Linked DNA regions of Homo sapiens: regions 1, 2, 3, 4 and 5 are each linked to region 6. Evidence: chromatin loops called from intact Hi-C (ENCODE). Cell type or tissue: endothelial cell of umbilical vein. All regions are shown on one strand.

Region 1 (5,000 bases), 390 kb before region 6:
ATCATTGGGCACCAGAGGATACACTGTGGTGGGCAGCCTATAAGGTGGCTCCTAGTGATCCTTGCCTTCTGGTATTCACATCGTTTTGTAATACCTTCTTGCTGAGTGTGGGCTGGGCTTGTTGACTCACATATAACAAATAGAATACCTGGGAAGTGATAGGACAGTAATTGAGGGATTAGGTTATAAAAGGCTGCAGTTTTCATCTTGGAGGCTCTCTCTCACTCTCTTTTGAATGACTTACCCTGGGGAAGCCAGCTGCCATGCTATAAAGCATAAGGCAGCCCTGTGGCAAGTCCCATGGAAATGGACTTGAAAATAGACTTTCTGAGACCTGCCCATAGCTATGTGAATGGGCTTGGAAGCAGATATCCTTGAGATAACTGTAGTCTCAGCCAAAACCTTGATTGTAGCCCATGAAAGAATCTGTGCCAAAACGACACAGCTAAGCTGCTCCTGATTCGTGAGCTACAGAAACTTTTGAAAAATAATTGTTTGCTATTTTCAGCCTCTAAATGTTGAGATAATTTGTTATGCAGAAATGGATAAAAATACACTCATATTCTAGAGGATACACTATGCTATAATGCTCTAATTGCTATTATTCAACATTTTGTGAAAAGGCAATTCCACTGTGTTTAAGAGGATGACATTGTCAATGAATCTTTTAGTCACTATTTAGTCACTATTTGAAGAGTGCCAACTTTGACCACAATTTTATTTTTAAAAATTGTGCTAATGCCAAATTCCTTTTTAAATCTGATTTCTCAAATATCGTGAAATATAAAGTTTGGTCTCCTACCTCTCCACTGTCTTAACTGATCTTTTGATTAATTCTTTTCTTTAATTACAAAACGATAGCTTAAAATGGCATGAGGGCATGGTGTTCCCTTGGTCCTTGGAATTATCCCAGGTTGGAGTGCTCAAAGATAGGCTAGATTTATATATAATAATGTTACCTTTATGAGATGCTTATGTGTAACAGGAACTTTGAAACTTGCTTTCTGTCATCATTTTAGACAATTCTCATACCAATTGTTTGAATTAGGCATCATTATTATTCCTCCTTTAAAGAGAGTTGCCCAATGTCATACATCAGTGAGAGGTGGATCTGAGATTTGAACCCAGATCTGCCTATCTTCAAGAAATCCTGAGCTCTTAATCACTTTAGGCAAAGAAGATGTCCTGTGCCTCTTTGCATGAATTAATAAGCTGTGATAAGTGGATTCGCTCCATGGCCCAGTGGTTACAAAACAGAACCTGTGCGAGCCCATTTCATATCCTCCTGGATGCAGCCTGTGAGGGGTTTTGAATCCAGAGAAGCCCTTTTGTCACATGTGAGCCCAGGACATTTTTGAAGAGAGAAGTCCATGCCCAATCTGAAATAAACTCTGTCACCAGGTTATAGCCTCTGCCTTTAAGAAAACTTTGGGCAATCTTAAACATTATTCAGAATGTGGGAGATACTTGAAGTGGTCAGTTATATTGATTTTTCAGGATCAAGAGTACATGAATTCTAAGAGAGAAATCAGAGGGTTTCAACAGGCATTTGGATGGAGTGGAACAAAAACTCCCTGGCTATGCCTGTGACCAAGACTATCACTGTTTGTTTTCCGCTAAGGGAAAACAGGGGCTAGCATGTTTGGTAAACTGTTACATGCCAGAGTGTTCACTAAATGCTTTATGCATTTGGGTCATTCTGACAAACATTGACTCATTTGTTGGTTATTTAAAAGGGACAATTGAAATATAAAATATGATGAAATTCCTGATATTAATAAGTGTCTTTGTTCTATTTGAGAAATCAGATTAAAAAAAGAATTTGGCATTAGCACAATTTTTAAAAATAAAATTGTGGTCAAAGTCATTAATGAAATATTTATTTTTATTTGCTTTCTTCCCTCACTAATTTTCCAACAGACTTAATTTCTTCAAAATCGAATCCTTTATATTTCTTAAAGCTTCAGCATAATTTTACAAATTGTTGAAAATACATTCCATGTTTTCCTGGTCATGTTTCTCATACCTAGACTATGTATTCAGTCAAACAGGGTGATGGTCAGGCCAAAGTTTATCTTATCACACCAGAGTTTTTAGGTCATTTCCAGTTTTCTTATTTTTTTTTTCTTTTCAAACTTTCACTTGAAAAGAAATTAATTGGAAAACACTAGCAAAGCTTTTTTCCTTCCTCTTTTGGCTACTTAACTGCCAACTGCCAATTGTTTCTGCATTCTTTATCTGATGTGCACAAGATACAGGAAAATTGTGGCTGTATTTGGAGTTGGCAATAGTTAAATGGAATTATAGAGAGTGACTAAAACCAACATGTATTTTGTAGAGTCTTTTGATTACACACAGCTTTCTCTGAGACATAAAAAAAAAAACCTCTTGAAGGATTAGCTTTCTAGGGAGAATTACCATTTTGAAAGATTTTTGCCACATTTCAATGACAAAATTATTCAGAAAAAAAAGTGCCTCTCTGTAAATAGTCTCTAAAGTCTCACAAACATCTGAGCTCTTGGGGGCCAGAATCAGGGCACAATTTGCGTAAATTAAATACACACACACATTTGATAATCCAAAGGTCTCTCAGATGTGTTTTGACCCCTCTGGAAAGTATCATCAAAATAACTGTACCATCTCTTCAAAAAAGCGCCTGTGACACGGACCATGAAAACACGGTTGTAGAAATCTTATTTTAACCATTGATGTATTACAGCTATGTTAAAGTGGCAGCTGAATTAACTTGGTTGAAAACCAAGTATGTTATATGTATCTTTTCCTCAACAGACCAGTGTGAAATATAAAGCTTATTTTTTTATGTAACTCCTTAAATGATCTAAATCCTTTATTTAAAACAACTTACCTTATGATAACTCTTCTGACAGATTTAAATACTCTTTTTATAATATGAGACTTTGCATATTTCTATTGAGATAGCTACATCAACACATTTCCTGAAATTTTTCTTAATAATTAATTTTAATAACATGTGATATGCTGGTTGGAATTTGTGGTTGTTTCATGTGCCTATCTTATTAGAATTTCAAGCATTCCCAAAGCATTCATGTTGGAAAATGACTTAGACAAAATTTTGTGCAATTGGTTAATTTCTCATCAGAAAAAGTCCTGAGAGGTTGAGTAATTTTGCAGTTAACTAATGCCAGACCACTGTAAACAAGAAACAAAATGTGAATCAGATGCTACCTTCTCTGAAGATGGAATCCATATCAAGCAAAAAATCTGACTTCAGAAATTCGCTTTGCAAATTAGTCCAGTAGCTGTCTATCACGTCACCTGGCATCGGTCCACAGCCTCCCAGTAAGACACTTGATAGAGGAAAGACAGCAGAGTGAGAATGTGGTATCCTCCCTCGTCTAAGCCCTCCTTAGGCAAGCTCCCTCATTCCAGCTCTCTCATCCCAATACAAGTTGGGGTAAGATAAGCTCTAGTTGTGAAATGCTCTATGACAAGAAAAATTCAGAGAATGTGCTTTTGTGACCATGAGAGTGTGTTTTACTGCTGGGATGAGGTGAGCCATACAGAGAGGCAGGTGGAGGGGGAGAAGAGAGCTGTGATCTTCCTGGAAATAATTTGCTCCCATGTCACCCCCGGAAAAGGCATCTCCCTTAAATCAGGCAGGCATAATGAATGGTGTGATACCCGGCGGCCTGCACAGTTATAAATACACAACCTTTCATTCTAGAGATGGCCCATTACCACTCACTAAAACAGTCTGTCACAGTGGTGCTCTGGGGCCATTCATTTTTCATGACCTTCTTGGAGACGTGACTGGGATTTCCTGAAACCACGCATAGGTCCCTGCCCAGCAAGCGCTCTGCATTAACATCCCTTAATTCTTCTCTTCCAAAGGTTATCATGTCCTGTGGGGGGATATGTGTGTGTGTGTGTGTGTGTGTGTGTGTGTGTGTATGTCTTCCCTAGCAGGCAGAGAAACAAACAGCACAAACTAAGCTTGACCTTGTTGGAAATACAGTTTATCCACAGAGTGAATGTTGGCTAAAATTTAATCTTATGACATCAGGAATGTTCAAAGTTTACACAGGAGGTAAGAAATTTTAAAAATCAGTTTAAAAAATTATCTCACTATTCCCAAGGTTCAGATTTCACATCATGAGAGGCACACTTTAGCGGAGCAATTGCAGCAAAGCAGGACCTTCTCATTTGCTGGCTGCTTCAAATAACAGTTGTCCCTTTGATAATATTGACACCTATCTCCTTCACAATCTAGTGCTTCTCCTGCACTTTGTAACATATCCCATCTGTTTTTTTAGGGCCACTGTCATAAGGACGCCTGGAAGAGTGAAGAAAGGCCTGATTGATCACAAGGTCCTATCAAATGTCAAAGCTGGCCCTGGCTGACCTCCCATCTATTCAGAGCTGCTTTGATTTAATCTCCAAACTGGCTGCTTCTCCAGGCTGTGAGTTCTATCTGCAACCCATGTGTCAGCATTGAGATATGACCTGCTTCACGCTCCATTCATCTCATTTGAAGGACGGAAATTAAACTCGAGGGTCGAAGAGGGGAACTGCTCAAAATACACACACACATTAACTGAAGCCTTTTGTGTGGGTACATTATAGGAGTTTGAACAACCATTAAAAATTATATTAAAATGAACTTGATCTTTACTCCACTGAAATGGTTTAGAACTCTTCCTCCCCTCACTGCCCCTTCGTCTATTCTTTTTTCCCTCTCATATTTGTAGTAATCATATGAACCTGATCTTATTAAGATTCAAAGTGAAAGAAGAGAAAAATTTACATTTTTTCAGTTTCTTTAAAAATGGTGTCCTTTAGAAAATTCACTTTGCCTGTAGTTTGCACAGTAAATATTTTTTTTAAAGAGATAGGAGAAGCCAGAACCAGACTAATAGAAATGCAGACTGCTTTGTTTAGCATTATTGATTCATTTAAGTTTCACCTTGTAAGGTTTTTAAAAAAATTAATTAAAACTCAAACTTTGGGAACAGTTCTAT
Region 2 (5,000 bases), 240 kb before region 6:
ACCAGTGCAGTCTCGGCCTCATGGCCTGTCACTCATTGCTTTCTTTGCCTGGAATACTCTTTCCTCTTATCTCCGTACGGATCCTCTTTCACATCTTTCAGAGGATTTTCCCCATCCCTTTCTCCCTCCAAAACAGCTTTTCCTGCCTTATCTCCAGTGCTGCTTCACTCTTTTTCAAGGCACTTATTACTACCTGAAAATACTTATTTTTTAAGTTATCCATTGCCTGCCTCCCCCACCAGAATGGAACCTCAGTGAGAAGGCTGACTTTGTTTTGCTTAGACTAAGGTCCGATGCTTTCAGCACCTAGGACATAAAATAGCCGCTTAATAGTATTTGTTGAATAAATGGATGACTGGTTAGGAGTCCTTAGTAAATAGGATAATTTAATATATTATGTGTCTTGTTTGTTACCCTTCATGAATCTCTTTGTTTTGCTTTATTTTGTTTTTATGTCAATGGTCTGCTAACTTTAAAAAGGATAGATCTATATTCTTACACAGAAACCCTTCCTAAAAGTCTGGCTAGATGGGATTAAAACAACAAAAAAAAAAACTGTTACTGAAAAACTGGATTTATATTGTCACTTATTCACTTTTAAGGGTTTTTTTGGTCCAAATCTTCAAGAGATTATGGCAATGAGCTTCAAACTTTAATGTTTATAACAATTGCCTGGGGGAGCTGGCTAGTAAAGCCAGGATTGGGTTCTAAATCCTGATTTGTTAATAAGCCCCTAGGTGACTTTGATGCAGCTGCTCCTTCAACTCCTCTGAAAAATACTGGGCTATGGGGTTTTGTAATTTCTTTCATAACTTTGAGAAAAATAGATACATGCCTGCCTGATTTACCACTAATGGAAAATCAGATTTAGGTGCTTAGGTGCCTGATGCTAAGTTCCTGAAGACCACAGCTCAGTCATGTGAGATAATCTGTCAACCATGGAGAAGGTAGGGATGAGTTTAAATTGAAAGTGGAATCTTCCTAACACATTCTATTGTTGGAACCAAGTGGAAAGCATAGGCAAGAAAGCAGAGACAGAGTCCAGCAGGCCAGAAGCCCAGGAAGACAATAAGAGGGGGACGAATGAGGCTTAGAATGAAAGTAGAGATTTCCCTAAATGGAATTGGAATTCTTCGCAAACTGCCTGTTTGAAAGTTTACGGACAGGTTAAACTTGCCTGGCTGGTCACAGAGGGAACACACAGAGTTTTTCACCTCCTAGAGGTGTATGAAAAATGTACCATAACAGTATACAGCAAAGCTTTCTATGATGGTTAACTCATAGAAACTTTCTGTGTGTGCTCCACACAACTTTCAATTACCAGGTCACGTAGTGTGATTATTGGCCTAAGAGTTTTAGCCTGTAAGACAAAGTCCTTAATATTTGCAGCAGGTGCACATATTGTGATATGGGAGGCAAGCTTGGGGTAAAGGAAGGCATAGAGAAAGAAAATTCTTTGAGTTTGACATATATTCTACAATTTCAATTCTTGAAAGCATGCCATTTAATGTTATTAATTCTACTTATCATCATGTTTCAATCCCATAAATGTAGATAGAACAATTTAATTGCTTCCTATTTTTGCTTTCATATTATAAAGATTCCCTGCAATTGGTTTTTGGTCCTTTAAAGTATAATAGTAATTTTAATCAAACAGTTATTACTGACATTCATTGAAAGCCTATAGATGAAAAAACTGAGGTTCTGAGAGCTTGAGTAATTTTCCCCAAGTTCATATAATCATGAAGTATCAGAACTGAGATTCAGATCTGGGTCTGATGAAAACCTGTGCCCTGGATGAGCTTCCTGACCTCAGTGCTAGTAGTCCTGCCTTGCTTCTCCTCTCTAACATCTGCCTGGTATGCCCTGTACACCACAAGCAAGGGGTGCCTTCCAGAAGTCTCATCTAGTCTCCAAACTATTGAATTCTCGGAGTGAGCAGGGGCATTCATGGCCAGAGATAGTGAGATTGTGCTTCTTGGTCCTGAAGGTGAATATTCTGGCCTGGCTGGTGAAAGGGGCATCAGGCTGAGGCCCTCCCATCTAGCCCATCTGTGTTTGGCCCAGTCTGCCTGCCTGGGTATCTGATTACTTCTTTCTTTTTTATTCCACTCTAAAAATTGAGCCTTAACCAGAACTCTGGGCAGGGAACCTTGGCTATCTGAGACTGTTGTGTAGTTCTTTACAATAATTTTCCTTGGTGACAGTCACTGATTCCAATGTCATACCAAATGATTCTACACTGACTTCTCTCATCCATACCTTGAACACCTACTGTTTGCCGATAATTAGTCCTGTTAGACACCCTGGCACCACCCCTGCCCTGCCCTGCCCTGCCCTGTCAGGGTACGTACATCAATCACCCATTATGCCTAGGATTCCCTACATTCACATACTGTGATTTTGCACTGGGGACCCATGCCTTTCAAGCTGACTCATGTGCAAGAAGAGGTCAAGGATGGAGTCTTTGTTATGATTTGTAGTTAACTTACCCTAGTAAATAGGCCAGTCTGTTTTCAACGACTCAGGTCAACAAGGATAGGGATCTGGAACTCGGAAGTATTTTACAATCAGGTTAAAGATGAGTTTAGATTTCTGGAGGGATACACTTCAAATAGTGTTTATGCTCCCTGGATATCACACTCAGGAAACTGAATTAGGAAGAAACCTGCTTCCTTCCACTGCCTGGCTAAACAGATGGGACACAAAAAAAAATCCTGATATAGAACCATTCCTGTTGCAGAGAGGCATAGAATCCTGAGTAGAAAATGGAAAAAGATTTTTCCATTTTATGCATTAGCAGAGTTTATTTTAGTGATTTGTTTAGTTGTTAATCTTCTCTGTGATAGTGTGATCCCTGGAAGGGCCACCAGGTCTCTTGTGCTCATTTTATCCAGTAGGGGGACACAAAAATGTGCTCAATCATTGTCAGCTGCTGGAAGCAATAAATTTAGGGAATGTCTAAAGAAAGAAAAAGACCCTCATGTAAGCAAATAAATGATACTAAAGGAAAGATAGGTCTTGTCTGCCTTACCAGATATGAGACGTGATGCCCTTAAGTCTAGTGAAAACCATCTACACGATAATTATGAGTGAAGATAATAATGGTAAGCAGTAGAAGCTTACTCTTCATATTCACATTGCACTTTTCAAATAACAACTGTAACATTTCTTGCTCAAGTCCTCAAAGCTCAGAAATAGTTATATTCGAAGTCTGTGCCAACCAAATGGATGTATTAAATACATTGCTGGCTAAAAGCCATCGAAAAACTCTCTTTTCATTTTTCCTTCACCCTTCTCTCTATCTATGCAAGAAAGACCTAGGCACCATGGTGCAAAATTCTACTATAATATCACTCTTGGAATTACCTGGCTTTGGAACATTGTACATAATAGTTCTAATGTAACAGCAAGAAATTTCCTCCTCCTGTTTATTTTTCTGAAGCTGTAATAAGCAATCCTGTGTGACATTGCCTGTGGTGCGGTTGCCAGGCAGCAGAAAGAGATCTGCAGCAGGAGGCGGGAGAGCGGGGGAAGAGAGAAGAGAAAAGCAAGAGAGGAGGAGGGGGGAGGGCTGAGCAAGTTGGGGGCTGGGCTCTCAAACTGCTGAGCCAGAATTCCATCTCCTTGTCATCCTTCATGTTCCAGGCACATAATGAGCCAATAAGCTGGGCCTTAGAGGGGAAATAAAGATGGAAAAAAAACAGTTGAATGTTGTCATTAAATAGGGTGTCAATAATGTGTTTTTATTTTGTGAAGAAAGGGTTTCAGCTTTTTTTTTTTTCTCATGAACTTTGCTTCCTGGTAAATGCAGCTGTACAAATATTAAAGGGACAGCTTCTCAGTGGGCCTGCTTTGCTCTAAAACAACAAACAATTAACACATAACATCTTCCAGCACCGTGCATGGAGAACATACAGTTATAACCTGAAAGGTTTCAACTCCTCCCAAATCTCATGGTGTGGAAAAGTAAATCACAGAGAAAAGGTACTCCACCCTTTATTGAACATGCAGTACTGAGACACAGCTTTGTACCTGAGAGCTGAGAGGTTGTTCAAGCTATTTCAAGAAGCTGGTCTCCTCATTGTGAGGCTTTCTTTAGTTTGTGAAATTGGGAGCTGCAGCTAAATCTCATCTCTTGGCTTTACAAGAATCTTGTTCTAATGAGATTAAAATGATAGGACTGGGATCCGAGCAGAAGTGGTGAGGGCAGATGGCACACAGGTCCCTCCATGCCGGCTTGGATGTCCCCCAGCACAATGCATGGTGCCTTTTGCCAGCCTTCCAAGCTGTCTGTGACTGGATTGGACACTCTCCAGTGGTAACAGACAATGATTTTTATTTAGATGTTTGATTATTCTTACTAATCAAATAGAAAAAGAACAGAAGGTTTGTTCAAAACAAACAATGTATTTACAGATAGTTTTGTGTGGTGGATGCACATTTCAAGGCTCTGAAGTTGTTAGTTCTCTCAGAAGACTCAAACTCACCATGTGGGAGAGAAAATGGGACAAAGCATGTTAAAATGGCAAGATGATCAGAAAGCACTTGGAATTAATGTAATGATGACTAAGTTTCTTTTTTCACCTCAGCAATGGGAGTGAGAAAAAGGGAATGTTAAATTAGGATGATCAACTCTGAGAATTTTGAGGAATAACATATGGGAATCCCGTTTCCATCCCCGCTGCATATCCAGGCATATTTCTTCTGTGCAGAGACTGACTTTCCAGTCCCTTCTAAGGTCATGAATGAGTCAATCAAGGATAATCAGTGATTTTTTGCAGATTCTAGGAGGAAGATAATGTGTCAGAAGAACAGTACTCTTTGGCATATACCACATAAAGAGAGAAGCAGAGACAGATAGGGGATTAAGCAGACAGATGGAATGATAAGAATAAGCAAGCAAACCAAGTCCACCAAGAACCAGGGCTAGGTGCAGGACCAATCACACTCTGCTGTTTTTTAGAAGGCTAACACTTTTTCCTAAGGAACTGCAAAAT
Region 3 (5,000 bases), 510 kb before region 6:
TTTACTTCCTCATTTTGCTCCTGTAAAGTATCTATGTTGAAGGGAGAATTGTGAGCTCACTCATCCATGAAGAAAAGAGGTGAGAGAGACTGAAACGGAGGCGAAGAGGAAGAAGATTATTATCCCTTATCTCTAACTTTTCTACAAGTATTTGCTTCTAGAGAGACATGAATAATAGTGAGAAAAGTAGGAAATTTCCTTTCTTTCCTTTTCTTTTTTGAGATGGCATCTCACTATGTTGCCCAGGCTACCTTTCAACTAACTCCTGGGCTCAAGTGATCCTTCTGCCTCACTTACCTGAGTAGCTGGGACTACAAGTGTGCTCCACTGCACTTAGCTTAAATGTCTTTTCCAATAAATAAATACATAAATAAAAGGCTGGAATCTATTTTTAAAAAATTTGTGTCAACCCAGAATACAATAAAGAGATAAAAGGTTTAAACAGTGTCTATATCTTCTGCCATCCCAAGAGCCACTTAAGAGGAATGCTAGAACTCAATAGGTAACAGACTGAAGATAATTATCCTAATCATAACTTCTAGGGGATTGTGGGTAGAAAGGGGGTGCTGGTGTGAAGTTATTGCATTTAACTTTACACAACCATACAGGGTAGTTATGTTTAGGCTGATATTACGAGAGCTAAAAGTGAAAGCCCAAGGAGGTTAAATTCCTAGGTTACAGTGAAACCAGTGTCCAAACTAAGATTTGTTTTTAAAGACTGTTCTCTGGCTATGGCAGAATCCAGTCACATACAAGGTACAGCCCCTAGCATTGTGGTTTGTGAAAAATAGATGCCTAACAATTGCATGTTGAGTCAGAGGTCACAGTAGCTGGAAAGGGTAATGGTGTTTGGTAAATTGGATAAATTCACTTTATATTGTTGATTTCTTTCTGTAATTTTTTTTTTTACTGCATCTGTAAGCTATCTGAAATGTGAGCACTGAATTTTATCTATTTGTCTTTTTGGTTACAGTAAGAAGTACAGATACTTTGCTCGGTTGGTGGAACAAAATTATAGATGAGATGTGTCAATATTGTGGTTGTCTCTAAATTTGTTTATGAGAGATTTTTGTAAAAATATCTTTTGCCTTGGAATAAAAAGAAGATAAAAAATTTTGATATTGGAGTTGTATGCAAATCTGCAAAACTTTCATCTATTATTGCCATGAAATTACTATGTTTAGAACAATCCTTAACCTACACTTATCTATGACATTGCCTGTCAATTTTATGAAATGGAAAGATGGCTTGGGTGACTTGAACCGCCGGTAAGAACGTCAGAGAAAAGTTGATTTCCTATTCTGACCGTAAGACCAGCTTATAAACTGTTCTTTAAAAACTACTCTTGGCAACTTCTGTTTTCATCCATGACAGAATAACTGGTACCAATCCATATCTCCTGCCAAAAACCAACTATAAAACTGAGCAAAATGCATGAGGTAACTTTTTCCAGGCATTGGAAAACAGTCAATGTAGTACTGAGAGCCTGAGAAGTTAGTGCCACGATGGGCTCTGCTTTCTCCCTTGGGGGCACCTTGCCACTGGGCAGGGAGGAGGAGCCAGGTAGAGTGGTGGTCTCAGTGACTGGTCTCAATATTGACTGGTGCAAGATATGTGGATTTGAAATCCCAGAGAAAGGGGCAAACGAGAACTGAGTAGAAAATGTATCTGAGAAGTAGAAACCAAAAAATACCTACATTTCAAAGGACATATCAACTTACAAATCCAAGAGGCTGAACACAAGGATAGCTACAAGTAAAACCACACCTAGGCATAACATATTCAAGCTCCTGGAAACCAAAGTTAAAGAGAAAAGTAATTATTAGTACGAAAGAGCAGTGTTACAAAAGATAGCTGCTTTCTCAGACAGTGGGGACTTAAATACAATGAAATAACACTTTAAAAGTGTTGAAAGGAGGGGAAAAATCTGTGACTTTAAATTTTATACTCTGATTAAATATTGTGATAGGCAGAATAATGGCCCCCTCCCCTCCCCTCAAAATGTCCACCATAGTCTCATCCCCAGAACCTGTGAATATGTTACCTTACATGACAAAGGGGACTTTTGCAGATGTGATTAAGGTTGCAGACTTTGGGATGGATATATTTATTCTGAATTATCTTGGTGGGCCAAGTACAATCACATGGGTATTTAAAAGAAGAGAATCTTTCCCAGCTGTGGCCAGAGGGAGACGTGACTATGTAAGAAAGGTCAGAGAGATGTGACATTGTTGGCTTTGAGGATGGCCATGAGCCAAGGAATGCAGGTGGCCTCTAGAAGCTTGAAAAGACAAGGAAATGGATTCTGTCCTAGAGCTCCCAGAAAGAACACAGCTCTGCTGACGCATTGATTTTAGCCCAGTGAGACCCAGGTTGGATTTCTGAACTGTACAATAATAAATTTTTGCTGTTTTGAGGCGTTAAATTTGTGGTCATTTTTTATGGTAGCAATGGGAAACTAATATAATATCCTTCAAAAATAAAGGTGAAATTGTACATATTTATGGGGTACAGTGTGACTCTTTGATACATGTGTACATTGTGTAAAATCAAATCAGGGTATTTAGCACATCCATTACCTGACACATGTATTATTTCCTTATTGTCATTAAAAAATAAAAATAAAATCTAAAGGTGCCGTGGAGACATTTTCACATAAGCAGAAGTTGAGAGAATTCAGAATTCATCTTTAGTGGACCCGCATTACCGGACATTTTCACAAAGCAAAAGGTGAGAGAATTTGTCACCAGCAGAATTAAGCTGTAAGAAGTACTCAGGGAAGTTCTTCCACCTGAAGAAAATGAAATTAGGACGGTGGAATGGAGTAAATAGCATTGGAAATGATACATATGTCCTTCGTTGCTGTTGTTTCTGCATTAAAGATGGAGCAGCACTCTTTCCAACTCTCTACATCCCCAGTGGGTGCTGCAAGTAAGGGCAATAGCATGGACTAAAACTAAAAGTATGGCAAAAGATAACCCATGCCAAAAGTAAACATAAGAAAGCTGGCCTGGCTATATTAATATCAGACAAAGTGGATTGTCAGACCAAGATCATTACCAGAGGTAAAGAGGATACTTTCAGAATAATAAAAGGCCCAATTTATCAGTAAGGCATAAAACTCTTAAATGTGTAGGCATCAAATAAAAGAACTTCATAATTCCTGAAGTAAAAATCTGGCATAACTTTAGGAAAATACATATAAATCTAGAATTTCAGTTAGATGTTCTAGAAATCTCTCAGTAATTTTGTCTGCTCATTGACAGAATAAGCAGACAAAAAATTGAGGAAGACTATATATACAGAATATCTGAACATCACCAACTGCCTGAACCTAATCACTATTGACAGAACACTGTACCTGATAATTGCAGAGTGCACATTCCTTCCAGTACTCATGGACTATTCACCTAGATCATATTCCGGACCTTAATAGGAATCTCAATCAATTTGAAAAGACTAAAATCTTACAGAGTATGTTCCCTGACCGCAGTATAACTGAATTAGGAATCAATAACAAAATGATCTCAAGGAAACTTTCATATATTTGGAAATTAACAACACACTTCCAAATAACCCATAGATCAAAGAAGTACTTATAAGAGAAGTCAGAAAATATTTTGAACTAAATGATAATAAAAGCACAAAATATCAATATTTGTGAGATGTAGCTAAAACCATTCTTAGAAGAAAATTTGTAGAAGAAAACACTAACAAAGGAAGAAAAATAGTCACTTTCTGGTGCTCAATAAATTATTAGTTTTTAATCATTATTAATAGTATCATATACATAGCAAACTTAGTTTAGACAAATTTACAAAACGTGTGTGTCAGGGTAATGTTACCTATGGCATTCGTTATCAACAATTACCTCTTAAATTTGGCAAGGAATTTCATTAACATAGATTCCATTTCCTAGTGAAAGAGAAGAGCAAAGCATCTGCAGCTTAAAGACCTGGTTCCATCTTCTTCTTCTGCCATTTACTACTGTTCTGACTTTCTCTCTCTTGGTGGCAACTTTCTCAACTGTAGTGGAAAAAATGATATCTGCCTAATCTATGTCACAAAGTCACTCTAGAAAATAGAATGCCATATGAAAACGGACTTAGTGCCAAAAACAGTTAAGGCAATTATTCTTACTCATGAAGGAAGCTAGAGAGTGTTCCTGCTTCTTTTATATATTGCTTGTTTCACTGACGCTATCATTCTCTCTGATTTTTATATGTGGCCTTGAACTCAACAAAGGTTTATATTAAAGATCTTCTATGTAAATAATTGCAAAATTAGACCAGAAGAGAAACTAATGGGCAACTATGGCGTTAGAAGCTTGAACCACTTTCACAGCCTGCAACACCTGTTGAGTCACGTTCATGCTCCTAGGTGTAACATTCAGGGTCTCCATCACCTGGTTTCTCTCTGTTCTCCGGCCTCATTTTAACCTACTTAGCTCTAAAACTTTTAGACTGTTTCATGCCTTTGAATATTTAATCATGCAGTACCCACTGCCTTGAATGTTTTGCAAACTTTTTTTTTTTTAACTTGAAAAACCTGCTATGATTCCCTCTAGTTCTAGTTCCAGGCATCATCTTCCCCAGGAAGCTTTTCCCTAATCTCCTTAGGAGTTAAGGGCCCCTTCCTTCTACCCCCACAGAATCCTGCACAAAATACTGTCTTATAACCCCTGATATTGTGTTGTATTTTCTGTGTAGGAGTCTGTCTCATCACCCAGACTCTTGAGTTACACAAGGGAAGGACATGTTTTATTCATTTTTGTAGATTTAGTACAAAAGAGTACATTATAATAGGGTGCCTAGTGCATATTAAGAAATCAATAAATATCCATTACTTTCTTTAAAAAAAAATGAATTGCTTACACTTATAAATCTATTGAAAGTATCATGGCAAGAAGCAAAGCTCTTAAAAACCATAAAGAAATTATGAATTTTTCAGGGTTTTTGGAATGTGGTTGCCACTTAACATTCAAACTATTAATAAAATAC
Region 4 (5,000 bases), 71 kb before region 6:
CCTGAGGTTATATAATAGTACATGTTTACCATCAGCTTTTCTAACTAAACAGACTGCAGAATTATTTATACAATGTTCACACAAAGCAGCAATGGGAAAACATATCAATGTAATAGATTCAATAAAGCTTAATTTTTTAGTTAAATATTTTGGTCACACCATTTTGGCAACTAATAATTTTTTTCTGCAATTCTTCCTTGTCTAATATGTAACACTGAGAAATGAGGCTTCATTAACATCTCCTAGAAACTCTTCTATAATATCATATGTAAAATCTTCTGTAAATATCTGTGCACATCTAGCCCCTCAACACTTAATTTTAAATTGCACACTTTACATCTGAAAAATTGCCTGTCTTGAAATGATTCTCTAGGAATAATTCTCTGCACATATTTCAATGTGATGCCTGTCATCCAGGGATTTCAGAATGTTTCAGTTATGTCAATATACTAAACATATATACATATTTAGTAAACTTTTTTTTACGAAATATGCAAGAATCTTTAGATGATAGTTCACAAGCTTTCTTCCTTAGAACTGTGATGCATGGGAGGATGTGAATTTAGAATTTGCTAGAGATAAGATGAAAAAGTAAAGTGGAAAATAATCTTAACTGCATTATCTTCTTCATAAAGACAGTTTAGATATTTGATTAGTGGAGTTTCCCACATGAATTCAAATAAGTTGATTTGTCTATGGGGGAAAAAAGAAGATTGAAAAATACTGCTCTACACTTGCAATTGGAGGTTCAAACTAAATTTTAAACAATAATAAGAGCTTGTTCACAACATCAGCTTCCATGAGTCAAGATTGAAGCACATCAGTAATTATCTTGAAGGAAGTTTCAACATTTAAAAAATTGTATTTTAAACTCAATACTAAAACAAAAATAATGGAGCATATAAGAAAGAAAAATGCTCTACAAACATTCCACAGCAATAATCTGACAAGCTTAAACCAAAAAGTGAATGTACTGTATTTTTAAAATCTCTAATGGGCGAATAAGGACTGACATTCAAGACAACAAAATTAGATGTATAAATATGAGTAGGTGGTTTAAAAATGAACCAATTCAAAGTTCAATTAAGAATAGTCATAAAAGTATCACTCGACTACATATAGTAGACTAGCTCATAGGAAGAAAAAAATGTACTTGGAATCAAGAACTGAGAAAAATTTTCAAAATGTATCACAGAGAGATTAAGAAATTAGAAAAAATAAATGCAAACTTAAGAGACATTGAAGATAGAGAAACTTTAAATCCTTCTAATAGCAGTCCTAGAAGAAATAAATAGAAAGAATAAGATTGAAGTAAAAGGATAATGCCTATGTATTTTTTGAGTTAAATGAAAGCATGTATCCTTAGATTGAACTTCCTGTCATGTGCCAACCAAGCGTCAACAAGAAAGAAAAGAAGGAAAGAAGGAAAGAAGGTAGGAATGAGAAGGAGCCTAGAAACATTATAGTAAAACAGTAAACTTTATAGTAAAACAGTAGACTGTTTTTTAAAAAACTTAAAACTCATCAAAGAAAACAGATGCATACCCTAGACAGAAATTAAAATCTTACAATGATAGCTATCTGTTCATAGTTGCTCAGCTTCAAATTTACCCTGTATTATCTGCTATGCAAAAACATAGATTGACCCTTTACATTTTTTCCTTTGTCCACTGGAATGATGCTAAAATTTGTCAGTAAGGGATACTGGAGAGACAGCAAAAAGTAGAGGTTTTCATTCTGAGTTCCGTGTACTCTCCCATCAGGCAGTACATGCCCAGCTACTGCTACAAACACAGGTTACTTCACCAGAACATGACTCCTGCAACAACTACAGCTTCACTGCCTGGATCCTAGGTTTTGCAATGCAATGAAGGCAGCTTCTCCACTACTGGGTTTCTGTGTTACAGATGGCTTCACCAGCACCCAGCTCCTGCAGTATCCAGTTGTCAGCAGCACCCAGCAGCCAGCAGCTTCTTTTGGCATCCCTCTTGGGTGGTGCAAAATCAGGGAACAATTTACAAGACCACCTTTATTTTTTACACCAATTGCAAGTTTGGAAGTCTCCAATACTACCATTAGTTTTATAATTCACTACAAGGACTCATAAAACTCACTGAAAGTTGTTACACTAATTATGATTTGCTATCAACTAAATGTTTGTTTGTCCCCCTATAATTCATATGTAGAAATCCTGATCTCTAAATGTGATGGTATTAGGAGGTACAGAATTTGGAATGTGATTAGGTTATGAAGTAGATAGAGCCCTCCTGAGTGGATTAGTGCCATTATAAAAGAGACCCTAGAGAGATCCCTCACCCCTTCCAGCTTGTGAGGACATGGTGAGAAGATAGTCCTCCATCTATGACCCAGTGATTGAGCCCTCACCAGTCACTGAATATGACAGTCCTTTGATCTTGAACTTCCCAGCCACCAAAACTGTGAGAAATAAATTTTTATTGTCTCTAAGCCACACAGTTTATGGCTTTCTCTTACAGAAGCCTGAGTGGACTAATACATGGTGTACAACAGCAAAATAATATAGATTAAAATCAGCCAAGGGAAGCGATACATGAATCAGAGTTTCCAGTTGTCATTTCCCAGTGAAGTTATGTCCATGTTAACTCCTTCCAGCAATGATACGTACAAATATGCTGGGAAAATTGCCAACCAGGAAAGTTCACCCAAGCCTTTGTGTCCACATATTTTATTGGAGCTCAGTAACAGAGACATAGTTAACCACCTTCATTTTTAGCTCCTCCAGAAGTCAAGCTGATACCACATGGCCCAAAGTTTCTACTATAAATCACATTGTAAGACTATCGAATGTGGTAAGATACTTTCTTCAGGCAGGACATTCCAAATTTTAGAGAATGCGTCCCATAAGCCAAGGGCAAAGGCTAGACTTCTCTTTGGTAAAATTAAATCTTTACTATACAGATGGTTCGTAGCAGAGTGTCTCTGATGCTGTAACTCCCCATAGGCAGCTTTCTTCTGCATCTTAGAGGGTGAATTTCTGGCAAGTTCTATCAGCATGGCACCACCAAAACATCTGTCATACAGTGAGTCATTAGTGTGCCCATTTCAACAAAGTCTGGATCTCAACCCTGGGGGTAAAGGGATGTCTCTTTGTTGAGTGCTTATCTCAGCCCCAGCATTCATGAATCTGTCTTATTTTTGTGATTCCCATACTTTTTATATTCTGCTTTCCTTCTCACCATTCAATTATTTGATATTTCCATTTTCTGTGGTAGTTAAGGATTCTATATATTAAATATTTCCTATTCAAATTGCTGTGTGGGTTCTAGACTCTGATGATACAGGATTAAGTAGACTTCCTGCCTGTAACAAACATCTCCAAAAAAAAAGTGAAAAATATCTTCAAAATGCTAATTAAAATTAGCCATCAACATCAAATTCTATGAAAAGCAAATATATATTTTGAGAATGAATAAAAACATATTCTGTTATTTAAGTACTAGGATATTTTATAAAAAATAGACTGTCACAGAAAAACTGCTAAAAGACTTATATCTGTAAAAAGGAAAATAAACCCAGAAAAGAAGAGTCGAATTCAAGTTGCAATAGTAAACAAAGAAACAATTTTAGATTAATGGTAAATATAAACTAAATGTCTCTTTTTTTGTGATTGTATATTTTTTGTATATGCATGTGTGTCTGTTTATGTATATAAACACAAGTGGTAACTAAAATTATAGACAATTTAATTCTAAATTTCATATGAAAATATGAACGACAGAGAATAGTCAAGGCAATTTTGAAAAACAGAACAATGTTGACTGTGTAACAACTGATTTCAAAATTTATTATAAAGTATGGTAATAAAAAATAGTGTAGTATTGGCAACAAGATAGAAAAAGAGATTAATGAAACAGAATTGAGAGTTCAGAAGTAGACTGACATTTCTGGGCAACTGACTTGACAAAATGGAAATAGATATAGTGCTGGACTACTTGGGTATCAATATGAAATAATGAAACTCAACTTGTAACTCACACCATATCAAAAAGTAAACTCAAAATAGATAATAGATCTATGTGCAAAACCTAAAACTATAAAGCTTCTGTGAAAAAGACAAAATTAGCCTGAACTTAAATTAGGCAACGATTTATTTAATACAACACCAAAAGTATGATACATAAAAAACAAATTGAAAATTGAATTTCATCAACACATAAAACTTCTGCTATTCAAAAAGTACTCTTAAGAGAATGAAAAAAGTGAGAGAAAATTTTCTAGCATATATAAGACAAAGAACTTGTATTCAGACTATATAATGAATTCTCAAACAACAAACAATGGAACATTAATAAATTAAAAATTGGACAAAAGATTTGAACATTTCACCAAACATTTGCCATACAAATGGCAAATACACACACATAAATTGGAACTTTCAACTCTGGGAAGATAGAATAGATAGACTTTTCCATTTTTATCCTGCTAAGTACAATTAAGTACCCTGGGTGTTACATATGAAAGAAACTTAAAAGGAATCTGAAAGGTAGAAGGAAGAAGACAGCTTATCTAGGCACCTCAGGACCAGAGGACAGAAATTGCTATGGACTGAATGTTTGTGCCCCTCACGTCCCAATTTCATATATTATTAACTAATCCCCAACTTGATAGTATTTGGAGATGAGAACTTTGAGTGGTTATGAGATCATGAAGGTGGAACTGTCATGATAGGATTAGTGCCCTTCTAAGAAGAGACATAAAAGAGCTTGCTTTTTCTCTCTGCTCTCAGCCATGTGAAGATGCAGGGAGAAAGCAGCCACCTGTCAACCAGGAAGCAGGCATTCAGCAAGAACCCAACTGTGCTGACATCTTGATCTCAGGCGTTCAGTCTTCAGAACCATGGGAAATAAATGTTTGTTGTTTAAGCCACCCCGTTTATAATATTCTGTTACAGCAGCCTGAGCTGACAAAGATAGAAATGGTGATAAATTATCGAGGTTTTCTCTTTTGCCTCATATATTCCA
Region 5 (5,000 bases), 160 kb before region 6:
ATTTGTAAAACATCCATCTGACAAAGGATTAATAACCAGAATAAATAAAGAGCTCAAACTGCTCAACAGGAAAAAAAAACCAATAATCTCATTAAAAATGCACAAAAGATCTGAAAAGACATTTCTCAAAGGAAGACATATAAATGGCAAACAGGTATATGAAAAGTTGCTCAACATTATTAATCATTAGAGAAATGCAAATCAAAACCACAATGAGATATCATCTCACCCCAGTTAATATGGCTTTTATCCAAAAGACAGGCAATAACAAATGCTGGTGAGGATGTGGAGAAAATAAAATCCTCATACACTGTTGGTGGGAATGTAAATTAGTACAACCACTATGGATAACAGTATGGAGGTTCCACAAAAAATTAAAAATAGAAGTACTGTATGTCCCAGCAATCCTACTGCTAGGATTCTCAAAAGAACGAAGTCAGTATATCAAAGAGATAATCTGAAATCCATACTCTCAGGTTATTGTAGTGCTACTCACAAAAAACAAGATTTGGAAGCAACTTAAGTGTTTATCAACAGATGAATAGATAAAGAAAATGTGGTACATATACACAATGGAGTACTATTCCGTTACATAAAAAATGAGATCCTGTCATTTGCAGCAACATGGAAGCAACTGGAGGATATTATGTTAAGTGAAATAAGCCAGGCACAGAAAGACAAACTTTGCATGTTCTCAATTACTTGTGGGAGCTAAAAATTGAAACAATTGAATTCATGGAAGGAATACAATGATGGTTACCAGAGGCTAGAAGGGTAGTGGGTGGTTGGATGGGAAATGGGGATGGTTAATGAATACAAAAGTATATGAGATCAAATAAATAAGATCTAGTATGTGGTAGCACAACAGGGTGACTACAGTCCACAACAATTTATTTTACATTTAAAAATAACGAAAAGAGTACAACTGGATTGTTTGTAACATAAAGGAATGATAAATGCTTGAGGTGATGGATACCTCATTTACACTGAGGTGATTATTACACATTGTATGCCTGTGTCAAAATATCTCATGTACCCCATAAATGCATTCACCCACTATGTATCCATAAGAATTAACAATTGAAAAAGAACACAGCAAGAAAAGAAATGAGGTGATTAAAAAATGGGTAACACATCTGAATAGACACCTCACCAAATATATGCTCATGTCAAATAAACATATGAAAAGATGTTCCACACTATATGTCATTAGGGAATTGTAAATTAAAACAAGTTACTACTGCTCACCTATTAGAATGGCTAAAATCCAAAACACTGAGCACACCAAGTACTAGTAAAAATATGGAGCTACATTAACTAGTAATACTAGTAAGGATGTGGAACTACATGAACTTTTCTTCATTGTTGATAGGATCGCAAAATCCCATAGGCACTTTGGAAGATGGTTTGGCAGCTTCTTACAAAGCTAAATGTGCTTATCATATGAGGCTGCAGTCATATTCTTGGTATATACCAAAATTAATAGAAAACATATGTACATGAATGTTTATGACAGCTTTACTCATAATTGCCAAAACTTCGTAGAAACCAAGTTGATTTTAATATGTGAATGAATATAAACAAATTATGGTACATCATATGATGTAATATTATCCAACAATAAAAAGCTTTGAGGTATAAAGCTCAAAAAAAATAGAAAAACCTTAAATATTTATTGCTAAATAAGAGAAGGAACTGTTGAAAGTCTATACACTGTATGATTACTACCATATAAATATCTGGAAAAATTAAAACTGCAGAGATAATAACAAGATCAATAGCTCTTACAAGTCCAGGGTGATAACTGCAATTATTGATAAATTAGATTATACATTAGTCAAAACCCAGAGAATTGTACAACACAAAGAGGAGACTTAATGTGAAATATGAACTTTAATTCACAATAATATACCAGTATTGGTTCACTAATTATAACAAATGACCCACACTAATGTAAGATATTAATAATAGGAGAAAAGTGTATGTACAGTGTGTATCTGTGTGTGTGTGTTTAGGTAAATTATTTGTTGTATTATCTTCTCAATTTTTCTGTAAAGCTGAAATTCTTATATAAATTAAGTGTATTAAAAATTAGAAATTTTATTCTGTAAATTGAAATAATTACATAAGAAGCAACAGAAAAATTAAGATTTTGATTTGACAGATAGTAAGAAAGGTAATAGATATTCCTGGAAGAAATGCTACATATTTTTCAATGTGGAGCAAATAATATGACATTCATTATAAAAATAGCAAATGTTACATAACATAAATAAAATGTAAATTAAAGATGCTATATAGTTACTTTACAGAAAGGTTTATTTCAGATCTTATTAAGCACAGAAATAAATGATAGTTTTTATATTACTGTGCATTGTTAAATTTCACTACTGAGTTAAAATATAAATGTAGCAAGAATGAACATCGATTCATATAAAGCATATATTGTCTCAAAGTATACGACATTTGCATTTACTCAGTGTTAGCTAACAGTACAATTCAATGTGGTTATGAAAGAGCATAATGTGGTTAGCAGATTTTTCTACCTACTCCAAGAGCCAGACTAAAGCTTCCCCATGGAATTAGATTTGGGTATTAGGCAACAGGAAATGTGCCTGCTGATAACTGAATTACTCTGAACTCTAAAGAAGTCACTGGGACATTTTGTCCATTAAGTTTACAGATGGCAAAGTAGATATGTCATTCACAGCTGCATGCATGAGGATATGACATATTTGTCTATATTAATCTCATGGATCACTTGACATGACTCATTCAACCTCTCTTTCTACTACATGAATTAGCAAGATTTCTGGTGGTTCTAAAGTAGATCCAAACACTTCGGAGGGAAATATAAATACTTGTTTCATTATACCAAGTAAGTGGGCCAACAGGGCGCATTTGGTGCTTTAATTGTCCTTCATAATCACAGTAAGGTAGTAAAAATTAAATCTAAAATAATATAAATAGGCCAAAATGGTATATATGATGCATATATGCATGACAAGAGTTTTTATCTTCAGTGGCAGCACAGGCAAGATATTAAACTTATCATGGGAATTGAATTAAATTTCAAAAAAATGCATTGGCTAGAATTACTCAGAATTCCCAGGGGCAGGGAGGGGACACTCTATGAGGTTAACCATTTACTATGTTTAAACTCAATAATTGTGAGCTGAGTATAAATCAAGAAATCTGCTCAAACATCTGTGTCTTACTTAAAAGTTTCAAATGTCACAAATATGTGTGCTATGATGAATATTCACGGTTATGAAGCTGTGGTGAATATATTCCGTGAGGCCATATGACAGGCTGTCCACCAGCCCTAGCCAAAATAAGACATCTAACCAGAATTAATAAGATAATTATCAATGGTCAAGAACACAAATAGATGATGCCTGAAATATATGAAACTGCATAAGCACACAACTCAAGCATTAAGCGAAAGGAGAAACACTGTCATATTACAATCAAGAACCTGGAACAGTCAACTGAGAACCTGGAGGATGCTAGAAGAACTTATTATACCTGGAGCAAAATTTGAAAATTCCTTAGTCTGAAAGTTGGGAGTTGAGTTCTCACATTTGAAAAGCCATGCAAAAAAGTGATTAATCTTAAATTTTGTGTATACTTAAACAGAAAGACCAAGGTCTGAAGTCCAATGTCATACAAAAAGTCACCTTCTTTTTCTATGCAGATTAGGTTGCAATTTAAAGAAGTTTAAGCCCTGTGACAGAAACCACTTGATCTCTAACAATATGTTTAGATAATGAGCACTTCAGTATAGCCCTTCAAGCTTTTTGTAAAAAAAAAAAAAAAAAGAAAAAAATTACATTCATCTCCCTACATAATCTGTTTCTGATGTCTATTGCCACATACTCAAATAGCAAAAATCTTAGTTGACTTTCATCTTTAAAATTTGACATATTGGAGGAGCAATCCAGGACAGTATTTGATTTTAAATAGGGAAAGAACTCACACTCTAATACACAGAGAGAAATAAGTGGTGAAATAACACTTACAGGCTTGTAAATGGCAAATGTGTCTGCAGTGGGCAGAGCATGCTGCTTTCCTCTCCTGGGAATGAAATAAAAATGTGCCAACAGAAATAGCATTGAAAATGCCTGGTGGTAGAGGCAGTGGTATTAACAAAAGCATTCTCCTCCTCATTAAGCAAGTACCAATTAGATATATGGAATCCAAGAGCTGAAAGGGGTATAAGGAATTAACTCACTAGTCATCCTCAACTTCCACGCAAATAATGACTGTGAGAGCTAGTTTCCACAAATGTTCCCGCTTCAACAAACCATGCCTCCTGGAATTCACATCCTTGTGTAGCCCCTTCCATGAATTGGATGCTGAGCTTCCAGCCCTAGCTGTTCCAGTGGATGGTCCATGGATCAGATATACCACCCAGCTGAGGTCTTCCTGAATACTCAATCCAACAAAATCATGAGCAATATAAGAGAATTGTTTTAAGCTGATAAATTTTGGAGTAGTTTGTTTTTCAGCAGTAAATAACCAGAACAATGATCTTTCTATGTTCAAATATGCCTTATGGGCACTCATAATCATTATAATATTCATTCACTGAAAAAGTGCATAGTGGTAAGATGCTATTATTCATCAGTGCTTTTAAGAATTCTAGGCCGGGTGTGGTGGCTCACGCCTGTAGTCCCAGCACTGGGAGGCTGAGGTGGGCGGATCACAAGGTCAGGAGTTTGAGACCAGCCTGGCCAATATGGTGAAAGCCCATCTCTACTAAAAATACAAAAATTAGCCGGGGCTGGTGGTGGGTGCCTGTAGTCCCAGCTACTGAGGAGGCTGAGGCAGGAGAATTGCTTGAACCTGGGAGGCGGAGGTAGCAGTGAGCCGATATCATGCCACCGCACTCCAGACTGGGTGACAGAGGGAGACTCTGTCTTTAAAAAAAAAAGAATTCTAATAATAGTAATCATGAAAATTGTAATGTCTAATCTTTTTCAATGTTGTTTGTGTCC
Region 6 (5,000 bases):
CAAATGTAAGGCTCAATAAATGCAACATTGTTAGTCTTTTATTTTTCAAGAAAATACTTGGACTATCATGATAATGACAAAAAAGAGATTCCACACCCAAAACTTAGTCATATGTTGTTATAGGAGGTAAGTACCTCCCAAAAGACCCATAGACAAAAATATAGCTTTTTTTTTTTTTTTTTTTGAGACGGAGTCTCGCTCTGTCACCCAAGCTGGAGTGCAGTGGGTGATCTCTGCTCACTGCAACCTCCACTCCCAGGTTCAAGCGATTGTCCTGCCTCAGCCTCCTGAGTAGCTGCGATTACAGGCACCCACCACCACGCCCGGCTAATTTTTGTACTTTTAGTAGAGATGGGGTTTCATTATGTTGGTCAGGCTGGTCTCGAACCCCTGATCTCGTGATCTGCCTGCCTTGGCTTCCCAAAGTGCTGGGATTACAGGTGTGAGCCACCACGCCCTGCCAAAAATACAGCATTTCTTATATTAAGAGAGTAGACTAGACTGATTCACTATAGCTATATTTTATGACATTATACCAATCAAACATTCAGAGTCTTAATTTCTCCAAGAAAAAAACTGTGATGCCTGGTCCAAACTTGAATAAGCACACGGAAACATAAAGACTCAGATTAGTTGCAAACATTAAAATCTTAGAACTCTTTTTATTTACTGCTATATATATATAAAATATATTAGTTTTACAAACATTTATAATTTTATGCTCAAGTATTGCTTTAGGCAAGGTGCCAGTTTATGGAATGCCTGCTGTCCCATGCTAAGGAGTTTGGTTTTATCTGATGGTGATGGGGAGCTACTGAAGACTTTCAAATATAAGATCAATATGTGGGTTATCATAAATAAAGTGTCAGGTGATGAACAGTAGTCCAAGAAGACTACCAGTGTATAGACAGAAGGAGAATAAAATGACACCAAAGAAAGGGGATTAGGAAGTTCAAGATAAATGATTTAATTGCCGTGGCAAGTGCAACGAAAAGTCCTATAAATCAAGGATTTAAAAATATCCATGGATTGGTCATTTAGAAGGTTATCGGTGACTCAGCAAGGCAAGGTTCAGAGGAGTGGTAAGGCCAAACATTAGACTGAAATAAACTGAAGAGTGAATTAGAAGAAATTATAGACTGTTCTTGTCAGAGATTTGGAGGAACAGAGCAGAGAGATCGAACAGTTGCTTAATCAAGACGCAAACACAGTATTTGTTTGTTTGTTTGTTTCTTTTCCCTTTTTGGGGTAAGAAATGTTCAAACATGTTTATTGGCTGAGGAGAATGAACGGGTGGGGAGGTGAGGGTGGATTGGCTGAGGAGAATGAACAGGGGTGGGGAGGTGAGAGTGGGGGAAAATGAAAGATATTAGTTGAAGAAGCAGAATATCTAATGGAGCAAATCTTGGCAGGAGTGAGAGGAGATGTGGCCTCAGACATGGTCAGGGTTTGGATTTAAACAAAAAGTGAGGCATCCTTTCTTCTGGTACTGAGAGGAAGGCAATGAATTTGATGGCAGATATAAACTAGCTTGTGGAGTTACATGTAAGAAAGATTTGGAGGATATTATAGCTATGACCTTGGTTTTCTAGATGAAAGAGGCAAGGTAATTAGCTAAGCATGAAAAGGTAGGGGTTGAATATGGATTTTAATAGACCAGTGATTTTTTATAAAGTGTAGATACCCCAAATGTAGAGACAGGTATTTCCTTTCTTTATTTTCCTATCACTGTCATTTAAGCATGATAGAAGCACTTCTAGAATCTGCATATAAATATTTGTTCCCACTCTATCTGATACTTCATGATGGCTTTCTTTTGTTTTGCATTTTTCTTGTATTATTTCCAACATTCTACTGGTTATATATTGTTGTTCCCCAGATTAGATAACTTTGAAGAAATATTTTGTGCCCCTAATTCATCTACCAACCTCAATCATTGTTTAATTCTCCCTGGACTTTCTGTTTTGGATTATCTTCATTTTACAAGTACTTTTCTGTGGTTAGAGATTTCTTTTTTTCTGTTTTATGTGAGATTTGTTTTAAGGACTTTGTTTTTAAGATCTTATCATGGAAGAAAAAAGATTTTCATTTTTAACGTTATACTGGCCTCTAGAGTAGAAAATGTTGAATATCACCAACAAAGGAAAACAGCATGATAACTGGCATGGAAAAGATTTGTTTTTAAAACTCCATTCATTCTCATTAGGGGAGTACTCATTTAGAGGAGCATTCTTTTACTTGAATACATAATTAAAATAAATAATTGTATTTTCATATACGGCATCACGGGAAAAAATGTGAAGAGACTATATAGTCTTAGCCACAGTATAATATTTTTGGAACAAGATGGGCTGAGAAGGCATAACATTCTATTTCACATTTACATCATGATCTTTCTCTAAAGGAAGTCAAGGTCTTAAATAAAACACAGAAGAAAAATTGTCCAATTTTTTTTTAGACATATCAAGAAAGGTAGAAAGGTGGGGAGTTATGAAGGTCAAAAGGCATCAAGATTGAATAAGAAAGAGAGTCAGGGAGTGACAAATTAGATAGGAGAACATTTTTTTGCCACCATTCCTCCCTATTCCACAGCTTATTAGTAAACAATTAAAGATCCAGAAGGCTGTCTATAATTTGCAACTTGAATTTCCTGAATTCCAGTTCAGCATCTTCATTGCATAATATAGCTTCTCCTACTAGGAAGATAAGTGATAGAAGAACCACCAAGTTTCTCACTGACCATGAGTGGTGGTCCTAATCACAAGGAAAAGGGACACCAGACATGGAACTTGAGCTTCATGGTGCTCTGTGAAAACATCACTTTAAGGTACTAGCACCAGTCACAAGCTTTCTGAATTCAGCTGCCAGATAAAGACCCCTTTCCTAGAAAGCCACCAGGTCATAAAGAGATTATAGAAGTGTCTGATAGAGTACTTCTATACCAGATGCCTCTGGAATAGAGCAGAAAATTCCAAGTATATTTAGCTGACAGGGTCAGAACATGTCATCTTAGTATACCAAGCACGTTCACATACTCTTCTAATTTAGGTTTCTCAACCATCCAGGAAAAAAAGCATAGATATCCCTTTTTTTTAAACAAATAAATGTTCAGGGGAGTTAAATAATATAGGCTTCACACTGATGTGAAATAGCAAAACTGGCATCTGAACTCATGTTGTCTCATTTTAAGCCCTATTTCCCACCCTTCCTTCAGCACTGAGTATTCCTCATTGACTTCACCTCTTCACTACTTGGGCAAGGCTTATGATTAATGATGGTTTGTATGGTAGGAAGTTTTTCTTTCATAAACAACTTTCATATTTACTGGGTTTGAAACTAGCCTTTAGAAGAACTCCTAAACCACTGGGTTATAAATTGGTCTTGATGAGATAAAGGAATGATTACCAGTATTAAGTCATTTCCCATAGGTATACCCCAAGGCTGTTCCAGAAGCTTGGCAGTAGGCAGCTAACCTTTGAAAATGATGTCAGACTCAAAATGAGGCGTAATTTTGAAGTATATTTCACTTAAATAGAACCCTAGACTGAGCGTCCTCTTTCTGTCTCTCCAACCATAAAATGCCATGCCATTCATATCCATGCACCGAGGTTGTTGTCTATCATACATACATGTATATTTTGGAATCATTTATTTGCATCTTCAGATTAGGCAGCTATGGATGCAGGACCATATCAGGCATGACCAGAAGTGGGTGATGTGTTTATTTTGACTCTCCATTTATACTTTCTATCCTTTTCTTTCATATTAATACCACCTAAGTTCTTAATAATAAACAATGCATTCTAATCTTGACCTCCAAAAGATAATCTCACAGAAGTTTCAATTTACAGTAAAATGTAAATGGCAGACAAAAACATCAGCTTCTACTCACTCCAGAAGAATATATATTTTACAAGTATCAAGTCTTTTACACAAAATAGGAAAAAATCCATCGTAGTGATTGTGGATTTTCCTACAAAGATGACAAATCTTATTGCCATCTTCTACAATGTAGCCTCTTTCCCATTATCCCAACAAGGAGCAAAAACTCTATTCCCAAAAAAATGTCCAGAAGGAGAAAAAGTTTGTTTACTAAACTAAGAGTTAGAAGGAAGAGAAAGATAAGAAACCTCCATTCATCCCCTATGACTTTAGGAAAAAAAGAGAGCAACTTCATGTGTATTGAGTTTCCATTACATATTATTCACTATAATAACTCTCTTTTATGTACTATCTGATTTATTTCATATCACTCAAGAGTTTCTTAAAACTCATGATAGAGGTAATTCATTACCACTGTAATTTTTAAGAAACACGCAGTTTTGAATGTCAGAGTTGAAAGTGGAACTCAAGATTTTTAAGCCAACTGCATTTTCACCAGCGCCACCTGTATATGAACTAGTAGGTATTTCTGTTGATACTCTTGGATCTAAAAAACTTTCTCAGCACTACCTCCCAGTGTACTGTCTCTAGATTCAAACTGCGTGGGCTCAATCTCAGCTATACCATTAACTAGCAGTGTGACTGTAGTCCAGCTATTTAACTCTGCTGAGCTCAATTTCCTTATTTGCCAGAAAGATATGATAATAGTACCTACATTGTTAGGATTATTGTGAAGATTAATTGAACTAAACTACATGAAATGCCTAGCACAGCGGCTCAATAGCTGTTCAGATATTATTGCCATTACTGACTAGGTCAGAGGTGGTCATTTTTGCTTCTTGCATGTCAGCTCTGATTGAGCATTTCGGGAACATTGTGCTGAGAAGAATTCAGAGAAGACCTCTGTAGAGAGAGTACTGTGCCTGATTTGTCCCTAAGAGCAGGATGGGCCTAAGGGAACCAAGTGTGCAGCAAATAGGCTATTCTGGACCTAGGTGAAAGCCAACTCGCCTATGGGCCTTGCACAAAATGGTGCTTTAAAAAATGAATGAATGTTTAATGAAGTAAATAAATATGTGAATTAAGGAATCAACTTAAGGCCTACCCAGTGTGGGTCT

What was found. Hi-C counts contacts between places; a loop is a spot of excess contacts. Peaks named below come from ENCODE experiments on the same cell type or tissue, not always from the same donor. Only the 100,000 strongest peaks of a DNase experiment are listed, where the experiment ranks them.
Region 1: a loop joins it to region 6, with 6 times the contacts of the local background. A loop is called at or near these places in 2 of 110 quality-filtered maps.
Region 2: a loop joins it to region 6, with 6 times the contacts of the local background. A loop is called at or near these places in 15 of 110 quality-filtered maps.
Region 3: it touches region 6 in a loop (2.4-fold over the local background); 10 of 110 quality-filtered maps call a loop at or near these places.
Region 4: a loop joins it to region 6, with 2.9 times the contacts of the local background. A loop is called at or near these places in 2 of 110 quality-filtered maps.
Region 5: a loop joins it to region 6, with 4 times the contacts of the local background. A loop is called at or near these places in 3 of 110 quality-filtered maps.

Annotation. Positions count from the first base shown.
Region 1 is chr3:177,930,895-177,935,894 of GRCh38, forward strand. It overlaps LOC107986154 (a long non-coding RNA gene), which reads right to left and starts at 3,398. Exons shown (of 3, transcript XR_001741024.2): 1 at 3,208-3,398. In endothelial cell of umbilical vein, no CTCF peak of the experiment used is centred here; DNase peaks (open chromatin) are centred at 1,657 and 2,187; H3K27ac peaks cover 1,987 bases.
Region 2 is chr3:178,081,513-178,086,512 of GRCh38, forward strand. No RefSeq gene overlaps it. Among named protein-coding and RNA genes, the nearest start is that of LINC02015, 270 kb to the left of the region's middle. RefSeq lists an enhancer at 3,369-3,663 and a silencer at 3,369-3,663. In endothelial cell of umbilical vein, a CTCF peak has its summit at 2,893; DNase peaks (open chromatin) are centred at 2,479 and 3,599; H3K27ac peaks cover 2,216 bases.
Region 3 is chr3:177,811,273-177,816,272 of GRCh38, forward strand. No RefSeq gene overlaps it. Among named protein-coding and RNA genes, the nearest start is that of LINC02015, 3.1 kb to the right of the region's middle. In endothelial cell of umbilical vein, no CTCF peak of the experiment used is centred here; a DNase peak (open chromatin) is centred at 2,239.
Region 4 is chr3:178,252,904-178,257,903 of GRCh38, forward strand. The region is part of intron 2 of LOC105374235 (a long non-coding RNA gene); the gene reads right to left. Among named protein-coding and RNA genes, the nearest start is that of LINC01014, 160 kb to the right of the region's middle. In endothelial cell of umbilical vein, no CTCF peak of the experiment used is centred here; a DNase peak (open chromatin) is centred at 2,598; H3K27ac peaks cover 921 bases.
Region 5 is chr3:178,168,194-178,173,193 of GRCh38, forward strand. All of the region lies in intron 10 of LOC105374235 (a long non-coding RNA gene), which reads right to left. Among named protein-coding and RNA genes, the nearest start is that of LINC01014, 250 kb to the right of the region's middle. In endothelial cell of umbilical vein, no CTCF peak of the experiment used is centred here; a DNase peak (open chromatin) is centred at 2,678; H3K27ac peaks cover 2,405 bases.
Region 6 is chr3:178,323,495-178,328,494 of GRCh38, forward strand. All of the region lies in intron 2 of LOC105374235 (a long non-coding RNA gene), which reads right to left. Among named protein-coding and RNA genes, the nearest start is that of LINC01014, 93 kb to the right of the region's middle. In endothelial cell of umbilical vein, a CTCF peak has its summit at 2,126; a DNase peak (open chromatin) is centred at 1,977; H3K27ac peaks cover 482 bases.